Linked DNA regions of Homo sapiens: region 2 is linked to region 1. Evidence: chromatin contacts called from ENCODE Hi-C or POLR2A ChIA-PET data. All regions are on one chromosome and are shown on one strand. Each heading gives the region's core, a stretch centred on a gene start or an enhancer-like site at or near the end of the contact. The rest is flanking DNA. Distances are from core to core; before and after follow the strand shown. Region 1 has its middle 370 kb from the start of IGFBP3. Region 2 has its middle 270 kb from the start of IGFBP3.

Region 1 (5,312 bases), core at 932-3,431:
CAAAATATTGTGCTCCTCCTCTCAGACTGCAGACACCAATATGTTTAGTAATGGACTTTTCTTTTGAAGTTATTGGGAAACAGGAACCTCGGATATAAACGTTTGGTTGTGAGCGTTCACTGCACACCTATTTGCAGTTGATTTGGCAGTGCTGGCAGTTTCATCCAACATGAAATTCTAGCCATGTGGAAAACAAGCGTGCATCCCCTTTATCATTTCACTTTTAGTGAGTTGAGCTGCATACGTACACATAGGTGCTCACACACGTGTACAGATGTGTGCACATTCATCGAATTCAGTGTGGTAGGAAATGACTGGAGAACATTCCCAGTGTTCAGCAGTGGGTCATAAATCGTGGCTAAAAAGAGTTCATTGAAACCATGAAACACAATATAGTCATTAAAATGTTCTCCAAGTGATGAAAGGAAAGAAATCCTAGAGATTAAGGGAAAGAAGGTAAATGAAAAAAGTGTGTAAAGAAGTGGGGTGGTAAACTTTGTCACGTAAATGCCTGTGCACTCATGTCTGCAAAGGTACAAAGAAAGCGGGAGGACAATCATGGGGAACTCCCTCAGTGAGCCTGGTATGGGGTTGCGGGAGAAGAAATACTTTTTTTAGTGTATTATTTTATGGCACTTGAATTTTCTACTTTAAACAGTTTTATTAAAAATACTATGTTTTTAAAATAGACTTTTGCAGGTAGCATATAAAACCTCATCAGAGAAAATGAAAGAAAAGTAAAGTGAGAAACAGACAAATGGATCCAGAGAACAGATCCTTTTCCCAAATGCATCTTAAGCAAGACCCAACAGTTGGCTGTTAGAGAATTTCCAGGACCCCCAGCCGCTGTCAGTATAACTTTATAACTGAACCATTTAGAAATGAACATAATCTGTAAGTAAAGTTGGCCACATCTAACCTTCTGAGTGCATGTGGCTGTTTTTTTTTTCTCCAATACTTAAATTTGAGGCTATTTCTGTGCAGAATAGAAGTATTTTTATGTGTGTTTTCTTGTCTGTAGCAATTGAGATATCAGAAGGAATGAAAAGTACATCTTTGATCTATTCACTATGGAGGCTTTTAAATTTTTGATTTCCAGCCCAAATTTCAAACTCAAATAGGAATAAAATAGGTACTGTTATAAATAAACACCACAACAGTAACAAATACAAAGGAAAAAGGAAGCCAGGGACCAAACAGCAGCTTCCTCATTCTTCCTTTCCTGAACTGGCAGTTCTGGGATGGATTGGCAAAAGTCATGTGAAGTGTGGGGTTTATGGCCTGTTTTTGCTGGTCCCAAGGGCTCCAGGTTAAGAGTTCTGTTGACAGAGGCCAAGGGAGCCCCTGTTTACTGGGGAAACGAATGTTTCTTTACAGCAAAGGCTGGGTAATCCCAGATGCTGAACTAAGAAACAGCTTGTTCTTTGTATCAAGGAATTTACTCTTAAAGCATGCTTCTTATTTTTAGATTTCAAACCCCAAGGGCTTTGACTGTGGCTGAGTCAGTGTTCCCTGAAACTATTAGTATATTGCTCTCACACATCAAGTTTTAGTATGAATCATTAAAAATAACACTGCACGTAACCCGCCAGTTTTGTTAAGTAGATGGACAGGTAAGAGGGATGACTATTTATCCTAGACCAGATCAAAATGGGCTCAGGATTCTCAAATGACACATTTAAGGAATAAGTAACTAATTCATTAATTCGGTTTGATCATTGTTTTATTTGTGTTTTGGGTTTTGTTTTGCTTTCTTTTTCTAGAAAATCAAGGCACAGAGCTACACGATGTCCTTACCCAGTAGAATCCAGTCTACTAAGGAATAAGATCAACTTTCAGGTGACCAAGAATTATGATCAATCATTCCCTGGGTATTCTTGTTTCATCACCCATCCATCAACACACAAGAGACAAAAAACCCTTTCACAGCCTCCTTGAGAGATGTTGTGCAGGTGAGATGCATGTATTTGCCCAGAGTTGTGGGCTGAGATCAGGGGCCTCTGGAGTAATGTGGGCAATGCAGGTAATGGGATCAGAATGACTCCGCAGGCCTGCGAGCCACGCCTGACAGAGCCAGCTGTGCACTCCCTCTCCAGAAAGGAGAGGTCTGAGTAATGGTGGCCAGGCTCCTCTCTGGCTGGGTGGGTGGCTCCTCTGGCCTAAAGCCAGAGAGCAGCTTCTCAGATTAAATCAACGTTTTGCACCATGCCCTGAAGCAAGTGGGGCCGTTTCCAGGGACAGCTTTGGGTTTAGTGTGCTGACTGTGTGTCCCAGCTGAGCCATCTCAGTGGCACCCAGTCCTGGTGTCTGGACATCTGGGAGATTTCTATTCTTAACCAGGTAGCCCTGAAAACCAAAGCCTCAACTTAGTCTCTTAAAAAAGGGGGAATTATAGTCCCCATGCAACAGGGTAGGTATTCACTAAATACCAGTTCCTTCCTCTTTAGAGGTTATAAAACCTTGGTTAACAGATAAGTGCAGAAAGTCAACACTCAGTTCCTGCTTGTTGAATCTGAACCACCACTGGAAGAAAGGCAGGCAGGGGTCTTCCCTCTGGTCAGCAGCACTTTCAGATCTAGGGGCTGAATAAAGGATCTACTTCCTCCTAGTTACACATTTAATGTGGACCCTTCTCTGTGAAGAGGGATATTCATTTGCAAGTCTTCTTTAGTGCCAGCACTGGAGGCTACTGCTGACCCAGAAGGAGGGGGTCTGGTGCACACCTTATCAAACATGTCAACACCACTTAAAGCAATGGGCTCAGGAGCCCAAGCCTCACTCCTGAACCCTCCTCTCTAAAGCTTCCCAGACAGGGGCTGAGGTATAATGATTGCATGTTGCAATAAAGCTGACCTAAAAGGTCTCCAGCAACACAGGCATTTAGCACAATGAAATCATACAAAAGTGGAATTCTGTGCAACGTTGTACCAATGGCAGGGCAGTGGGCATGCCCCCCATTCTGGGTGCAGGCAGTGAGGGGTACATTGTCTGCAGAAAACTTAAAGACAATCATAAAACCCTATAAAAATCAGCCTGGTTTTCATCACCAGTGTTTGCCAGAGATTCTAAACAACACCAGTGATAAAATGCTCCTTTACCCCAAAAAGATGTTGTTGGCCTATGACCTAAATCACTGCTCCCAGCTACATAGCTGGAGGATTCAGCTACAACTGCTCACTTCTAGAATACATTTGTAAGGCATAGAAATCCTTTGGGTTCCATTTTAGTGCAATCTGTGTGCCCAAACCCTGGGGTACAACACATTCCTGAGTTTCAAGCAGGACGTTCTAATCAGCAATGATGACACAGTGACCGTCAGGGTAGAGAAGCAATCTCAGTCTTCCTCTGGCCCTGTCAACCTGGAGCACAGTCTGGGAGGTGTGACCTCCTTGTTGAGGAAGAACAAATGTCTATATTAAATATTTTTATATTTAATATTAAAGTAAGTTCCTATATGAAATATTTCACTGAATTTGAAGAATGGATTTTTAAATGACATTTATCCTTTTGAAAACTTATTTCATCATTAAAGGATGAATCTAGAAAATAATAATGATGACTGATTATTTCATGCCTATTACTGAAAATAATTTGGCATATACAAGACAGAAATGTTAAAAAAGAAAAAATCTTCTTTGGTTGCCTAACACATAAGTTACACCCCTAGCTATATTGTTTGGAGTATATTTAAAGATTATTGGCCAGGCGCGGTGGTTTACACCTGTAATCCCAGCACTTTGGGAGGCTGAGGCGGGCAGATCGCCTGAGGTTGGGAGTTCGAGACTACCGTGGCCAGCATGGCGAGCATGGCCCATCTGTACTAAAAATACAAAAATTAGTTAGGTGTGGTGGCAGGTGCCGGTAATCCCAGCTACTTGGGAAGCTGAGGCAGAAGAACTGCTTGAACCTGGGAGGTGGAGGTTGCAGTGAGCTGAGATTGCGCCACTGCACTCTAGCCTGGGTGACAGTGCCAGACCGTGTCTGGAAAAAAAAAAAAAAAAAGATTACTTTTTATAATAAAGCAAAAGCACAGAACAGAGAAATGAATTTCCCCATTCAGCAAATAGTCCACAGAAGGCCTCAAATCTTGGTGTATTGATTCCACAAGTTCTTTCTACTACCCAGATATAAATCCATTTTTAAAAAATGCCGAGTGAAAATAAGCTCAATCATTTTGGTATGCTCTCTTTTCAGGCACTAGATTTCGACCATATTAAGTGAGTTCATGACCCAGCTCTGTCATTTTTACTGCATGACTAGGAGCAAGTTAGTTAAACTCTCAGAGCTTCAATTTTCTAAATTCTAAAATAGATATTATTAAACATGACTTTTCCACTGGTGGTTGTTAAGTCATCACTGTCACTTGGAAGGGTGGTGAGAACTATCCTCTATCTTGTTCCTTGCCCGATGCAGAGTTGAGCTGGTATCTGTCACTTAAGTACTGTCAATGGCTGGTTGGCTGACCACCTTAGAGAAAAGGCATGCTATAGAAAGAAAAAGACTAGCAAATTGTTCCTTCACATTCTCATGTTGCAATTTCAACTTTTTTTTTTTTTTTTTTAATACAGAGTCTGGCTCTGTTGCCAAGGGTGGAGTGCAATGGCTCTACCATGGCTGACTGCAGCCTTGACCACCTGGGCTCAAGCGATCCTCCCACCTCAACCTTCTGAGTAGCTGGGACTACAGGCGTGTGCCACCATGCCTAGCTAATATTTTTACTTTGTTTTTTGTAGAAACAGGGTCTCACTATGTTGCCCAGGTTGGTCTCAAAATCCTGGTCTCAAGCAATCCTCCCACCTTGACCTTCCAAAATTCTGAAATTATAAGCGTGCACCACTATACCTGCCCCTTTGCTTTTTGTTGAAACAGAAATCGCTGAATATAAAGGATTCTAATGTCTCAGTTGAGAAATGCATAAAAGATAGCTTTTTCATGTTCATGTTCATACAAGCCAAAATGTCACTGCAGAAATAATTAGTTTTATTTTGCTGCTCTAACAACATCCAAACATTTAATCCTGTGGTGCCTTGCACGCACACAGAAAGGAGGTTACAGAAAGGAACAGAGCACTATTAAGATTTAGAAGTGATTTTTGCTACGTCATGATTTCAGGCCATTTGTAAAGACTATGGATCTGACCTTCCTAATTTAGACTTTTGCAGCTGGGTTTTAAATGAGTAAGGAGCTGCAAACTGCATGGAGTCCTTCCCTCAGATGGTGGCATTTTAAAGAAGCAGACAGTGGGAAGATGAAAGCTTGGAGTAGGGAGGTACTCATACACCCACCTGAGGAGCAAACACATTGAAACTAGT
Region 2 (5,312 bases), core at 1,581-4,080, 99 kb after region 1:
TCACATCTAAACTCTTCACCACAAGTATTCCTTCCAAAGTCTTAAATCTCTATCAACTCTGCCAGGTAGAGTCCCCTCTCTCTTCCCCTGCCCCCAACTTACACTTAGCTTTGTCCCCTCTACTTTTCAGAGAAGTTCTCTTGGGCATGTACATCCTAGTTCTCAACAAGTCTCCCAGATTCTGGAGGCTGGCTCATAACCAATCACAGGCTCAAAACAGAAGGTCTTTCTCTGCAAACATCATTGCACCGGCACTGTGAGGAGCTCCATTGAGTTACCATATGTATATATGGAGAGACAAATCCATTATTATAATTGCAGACTTCAATACCCATCTTTCAATAATGGATAGATTAAGAAAACAGAAAATCAAATGACCTGAATAGTACTATCAATCAGTGTGATCTACTAACATATATCTATTACATTAATTGAATCAATGTTTAAAAACCTTCCAAAAAAAGAAAAAAACACCAGCACAGATGTTTTCAATGGTGAATCCTATCAAGCATTTAAGGAAGAAACAATACCAGTTCTCCACAATATCTTCCACAAAATAGAAGCAGAGAGAATGCTTCATAACTTATTCTATGATACCAGAATTTCACCAATACCAAAATCAAATTAAGACATTACAAGTAAAGAAAATTAAGAACAATTATCTGTTATGAGAATAGGTGGAAAACTTCAAACAAAATGTTAGCTTTAAATCAATCCAATAATGTATCAAAAGAATTATACACCACAACCAAGTGGGATTTATCCCATATATTCAAGGCTGGCTCAACATTTTGAAATCAATTAATTAATCCATCACATCAATAAGCTAAATTTTTTAAAAAATCATATTACTATATCAATTGATGCAGAAAACCACTTGATAAAATCCAAAACCCATTCATGATTTAAAAAAAAAATCCTCTTACCAAAATATTCATTAATTGTAACAAATAAACATGCCCTATATATATGATTTCATATATATAAATATATGAATATATATATGAATTCTTATATAAATATATGAATATATATGAATTCATATATAAATATATGAATATATATGAAATCATATATAAAAATATTTGTATATGAATTCATATATATTCATATATTTATATCTATATGAATTTATATATATGAATTCATATATATATGAATATATATAAATATATGAATATATATATGGTGTGGTTTTATATATGATGCTGATAATGGGGCAAATGGGTGTGAAATATATAAGAACTCTCTTTGCAAACTTTCTGTAATATAAACTAATTCTGAAATTAAAAGTTTCCTTTTTTAATTATTTTTCAATTTGGCCCATTTTCTAGTGGAGAAAGGAAGCAACTTTATACACAACTATGAAGCAGAGAAGAAGGTGGAATGTGAATTGTTCTGACGGTGTTAAATGGTAGGACGTTATTAATCTGGGGAAAATAAAGGTGACAAGTTGTAACTTTGCATGACATTTGAAAGCACTGCTAAAGGAGGATGTAGCAGGCTGCCTGGAAAGTCACCAGCACTTTGAAAACAGTGGCTGCCCAAGTTCTTGACTGTGTTGTCATACAGGTACCTCACTCAAAGGGTGGGTGCCAAACTGGGAGACTGTATTTGTGCTTCTGTTGTGTGTGTGTTGTTTTTTTCTTTCTTTCTTTCTAATTTAGTCTTCAGGTCTCTCTCACATGAGTGCGATAAACTCTAGCACTTCCCTGATTCAGGAATTTGGTGATAGATGTTTGCAGTGTGCCTCTCATAAGATACTTCTTTATCCTTGTGGATGGGCTGATACCTAAGTGTCACTTGTGACCAGCTATCACTTTCACAGAAACTGATTTTTACTGCCCTTGTGGATCATGTCTCACCTGTGTTCAGTTTATTCCTACTAAGATAGCCAATGTCTAGGAAAGCCCTGCCCAGGAGAGAAGTTATTCTCTGGTCTATGGATCAGATGAGAAAGAGGAGGCAACTCAACAAAATCCATGAAATCACAGAAGCAGTTTCTTACAGATCCCAGAGAGAAGAAGGCAGCATGCTTCACAGGGCCAGTGGGAAAGGAGGAGCCAACAGGGAAACAAACGTTCAAACAGTGGATGGGGAACAAGAGAGAGAACAAGGGACCTACGGGCCAAAGTGTTCATTGGAGTCCAAGGCATTATCCCAGCAGGCTTCCCAAGGGGAGTTCTAATTGATTAGAGCCAGCAGGCATCAGCTCCGTGCAGTCATGCTGCAACTGAGACATGATCACTGTGGCACATCTGTGAGATCCATGCTGGGGGTGGGAGTCAGTGAGGTAAGTCAAGTAGGTTGTATCCAGCTGTCTCATAGGAAAGTGGTCAGCAGGGGATGATTTATAGGGCAGATGTCCAGGTCAACCATGCTCAGGAACTGGGAGCAGGTAAAGAACTAGGCACCATGTCAAGGGTGACAAGGAAGTTAAACCTATATTCAAAGTGGATGTTGAAGCCACACAAAATTATAAGAATTCACTACAGCTTCCTATACCAGTCTGCACATTAAAATCACAGAAATACTGCATAGAAATACCAATTCCTAGGCCACCTATGGTGATGTTAATTTAGTAGGTCTGCAATGAGACCCAGGAATTTTTATATTTAGATGGGTGTACATTTTACCCTAAGCCTTTCGTTTAGATGATTGCAACCACAATTCTTTCAGGCAAATTATTCAACTACTTGGAATCCACATCCACATCCTTTTCTCCTGACTGAAACAGAGGAAAGTATTTTTCCCTAGCCCATCCTAGAAACGTATAACTCACTCACCGCTCCCTATTACAAAGAATACCCCTGCTCTATGGTTTGTATGGAATGTGACTCCAAGTACTGATCTCATTTGAATTGTTTCCTTTATACCTGCACGGCCACCTATGTGTCCCTGTCAATGTTGTTTTTGTGTTTTCCACATGTCAATGCATATGTTTCCAAGTACACGCCTGACAGCGAAGAGAAGTCTTTAACTTGATAAAAGTGAACCTGGATGTTAGCTAGTTTGAACTGATGAAGCAGTGAGAGGCGTCGCATGGTACAGCTTGCATTAAACTGGTTTGCACCTCAACTTCAGTGGGTATATAAACCCCCAGGGCCTTGTTAACTGCAGATGCTGATTCAGTAGGTATAGGATGGGGGTGGAGAGTCTGTTCTCAGGTGAGGTGGAGGCTCCTGGTCTTGAATGCAAGGCATCACTCCCTCTAGAAGAGGTGTGTACCCTTGGTCTCTGAGGCAAACCATTACTCTCCCCAGGTGACTGGGTGCCCTTGGTCTCTGATGTAGACCATTGCCCTCTCCAGGTGATTGTGGTACCCTTTCTGTCTGATATAAGGCATCACCCTCTCCGGAAAGTAAATCTCCAGTGGCTGGGAGGAAGCTACATTATTGATTGTCACTGAACACTCTATGAGACAGAGACTTGAGCGGAGAGTGTTGTGCCTTGTGGTGTGTGTAGAGTAAGGTTTGCCTTACAACTCAGCAATGGTGAAAGGGAGGAATGGTATCCCAGGACACCAGCGGCAACTCATATCTTCTCTTGAGAATTTGGTTGGGTGGGCAGACGTCCACAGTAAGGGGCCCTTCTTCAACAGCTTCCAGGTACCAAGAGGAGTCTCTCTCCCCTGTCCATGGTTTGAGAAACTCAGGAGGTGCTGTGTTCCCTGCAAGTTACTGAGCTGTTGTTATTGTTTACCTGGTCCCTTCAGGCATGCTGTTAAAAAAAAAATCAGTACTCTGATTTGCACAGATTTGCACAGTACTCTGATTTTTCACTTATCTTTGGAATGTTCATCAACACTAGTTTGTGCCCAGTACTGCAGTTTCTGCTCTATGTAGAGCAATGAATAAAACACAGCCTCTGTCCTCACATAGCTTTCACTGCCTTTCAGGTGATAAGCATGTCAATCAATAATCACAGAATTGATCCATATGGATGTGATGGTAGATGTGTTCACTACACAGATAGTTTTGATCACCTACTATGTGCCCAGCACTACTCTGGATACTTGTAATTCATCAATAAACCAATAGCAACAAAAACATAGATTTCTTGGCCAAGCATGATGGCTCACACCTGTAATCTCAGCACTTTAGAAGGCTAAGGAGGGTGGATCACTTCAGGACAGGAGTTTGAGACCAGCCTGGCCAACATGGCGAAACCCCGTCTCTACTAAAAATACAAAAATTAGCCAGGCATGGTGGCACATGCCTGTATTCCCAGCTACTCGGGAGGCTGAGGCATGAGAATTGCATGAACCCAGGAGATGGAGATTGTGGTAAGCTGAGGTTGTGCCACTACACTCCAGCCTGGGCAACAGAGTGAGACTGCATCTCAAAAAAAAAAAAAAAAAAAAAAAGATTTATTCTTAAAACTTATTTTCTGGGAGAGGGTAATACATAATAAGTAAAACAAATAAGTAAATGTCATAATATGCTGCATATTAATAGAGTCTATGAAAAACCAGAGCGAGCTAAGCGGACTTGGTGCAGAGGTACAGAGGAAGAAGAGGTTTGAATTCTTTCTGACAGACTGTCGGGAATGACTTTCTGGATGAGGTGATGTCTGAGGTGGGAATTCAAGAAGCTGGATATTTTCAAAGGTTCCCAGAAGACTAGGGGAGCTGAAGCACATCAGCTGAAGGAAAGAGCACGTTAACGGTGTCTAGCATCAGACTCCTTTGTGCTTCTGGATACAGCTGGCTTCCTTTTTAGCTCAGGAGTGACTGGGGAAACACAGGACCCTTGGTGGGAGGCAGGTGTCTTGTCTCTCTGTAGTTTCTGTATATGACACAAGTTAGTTAGGTTTGCCCTTGCTCCCAATAAAATATTCCTACTTATTAAAATTCTTTCTTCATTTAAGAGGAAAAGGCAAATGGCCACTCGTTGAATCTATATGAAATCCGAAATTGACCTATTCCACAATGAATATAGACAGATTAAAAGTTAAGTAACAACAATGCTTCAATTGGGGAGTAGTGTTGGCTGTGAATATCAGGCACTGGGCATGGGGCTTGGCCAGTAGGGCAGAGTGTCTTTCTCCCCTTCACCTTCTTCTGATAGGAGGAAGGCAGGGGCAGCCCTCGGTGAAGGTCAGCCCAGCACAGAGAAAAGCATGTCAGTTCCATGCTGAAGATGCCCAGGATAGGCAACACGGTGAGGCTGAAGACAACAGCCACAGCAGAGTGTCCCTCCAAGTTCAGCTCCATTGTGCCAAAACAATCACGCAAACAGAAAAACACATCTGACCACATCAGGGTGTGTGGCAACAAGTAGACTAAACATTGTGATGATTTTTAAATTTCC

What was found. Hi-C counts contacts between places; a loop is a spot of excess contacts on that map. ChIA-PET counts read pairs that join two places held with the same protein, here RNA polymerase II (POLR2A). Pooled maps may share reads with other maps.
Region 2: a map of PC-9 shows a loop between it and region 1 (6-fold over the local background). The contact joins two enhancer-like sites. A Hi-C loop is called at or near these places in 1 of 168 maps with a recorded cell type or tissue (PC-9), 6 of 37 single-sample maps with no recorded cell type and 5 of 50 pooled maps. POLR2A ChIA-PET finds 5 or more read pairs at or near these places in 3 of 52 experiments (A673, PC-9 and T-cell).

The regions. Positions count from the first base shown.
Region 1 is chr7:46,288,005-46,293,316 of GRCh38, reverse strand. No RefSeq gene overlaps it. Among named protein-coding and RNA genes, the nearest start is that of IGFBP3, 370 kb to the right of the region's middle. RefSeq lists an enhancer at 2,240-2,319. Within about 2 kb of position 2,181, at least 8 of the 41 ENCODE cell types and tissues checked have a DNase peak (open chromatin) inside an H3K27ac peak, as active enhancers do; they include PC-9, where a contact is called at or near this core.
Region 2 is chr7:46,189,374-46,194,685 of GRCh38, reverse strand. No RefSeq gene overlaps it. Among named protein-coding and RNA genes, the nearest start is that of IGFBP3, 270 kb to the right of the region's middle. Within about 2 kb of position 2,830, at least 2 of the 41 ENCODE cell types and tissues checked have a DNase peak (open chromatin) inside an H3K27ac peak, as active enhancers do; they include PC-9, where a contact is called at or near this core.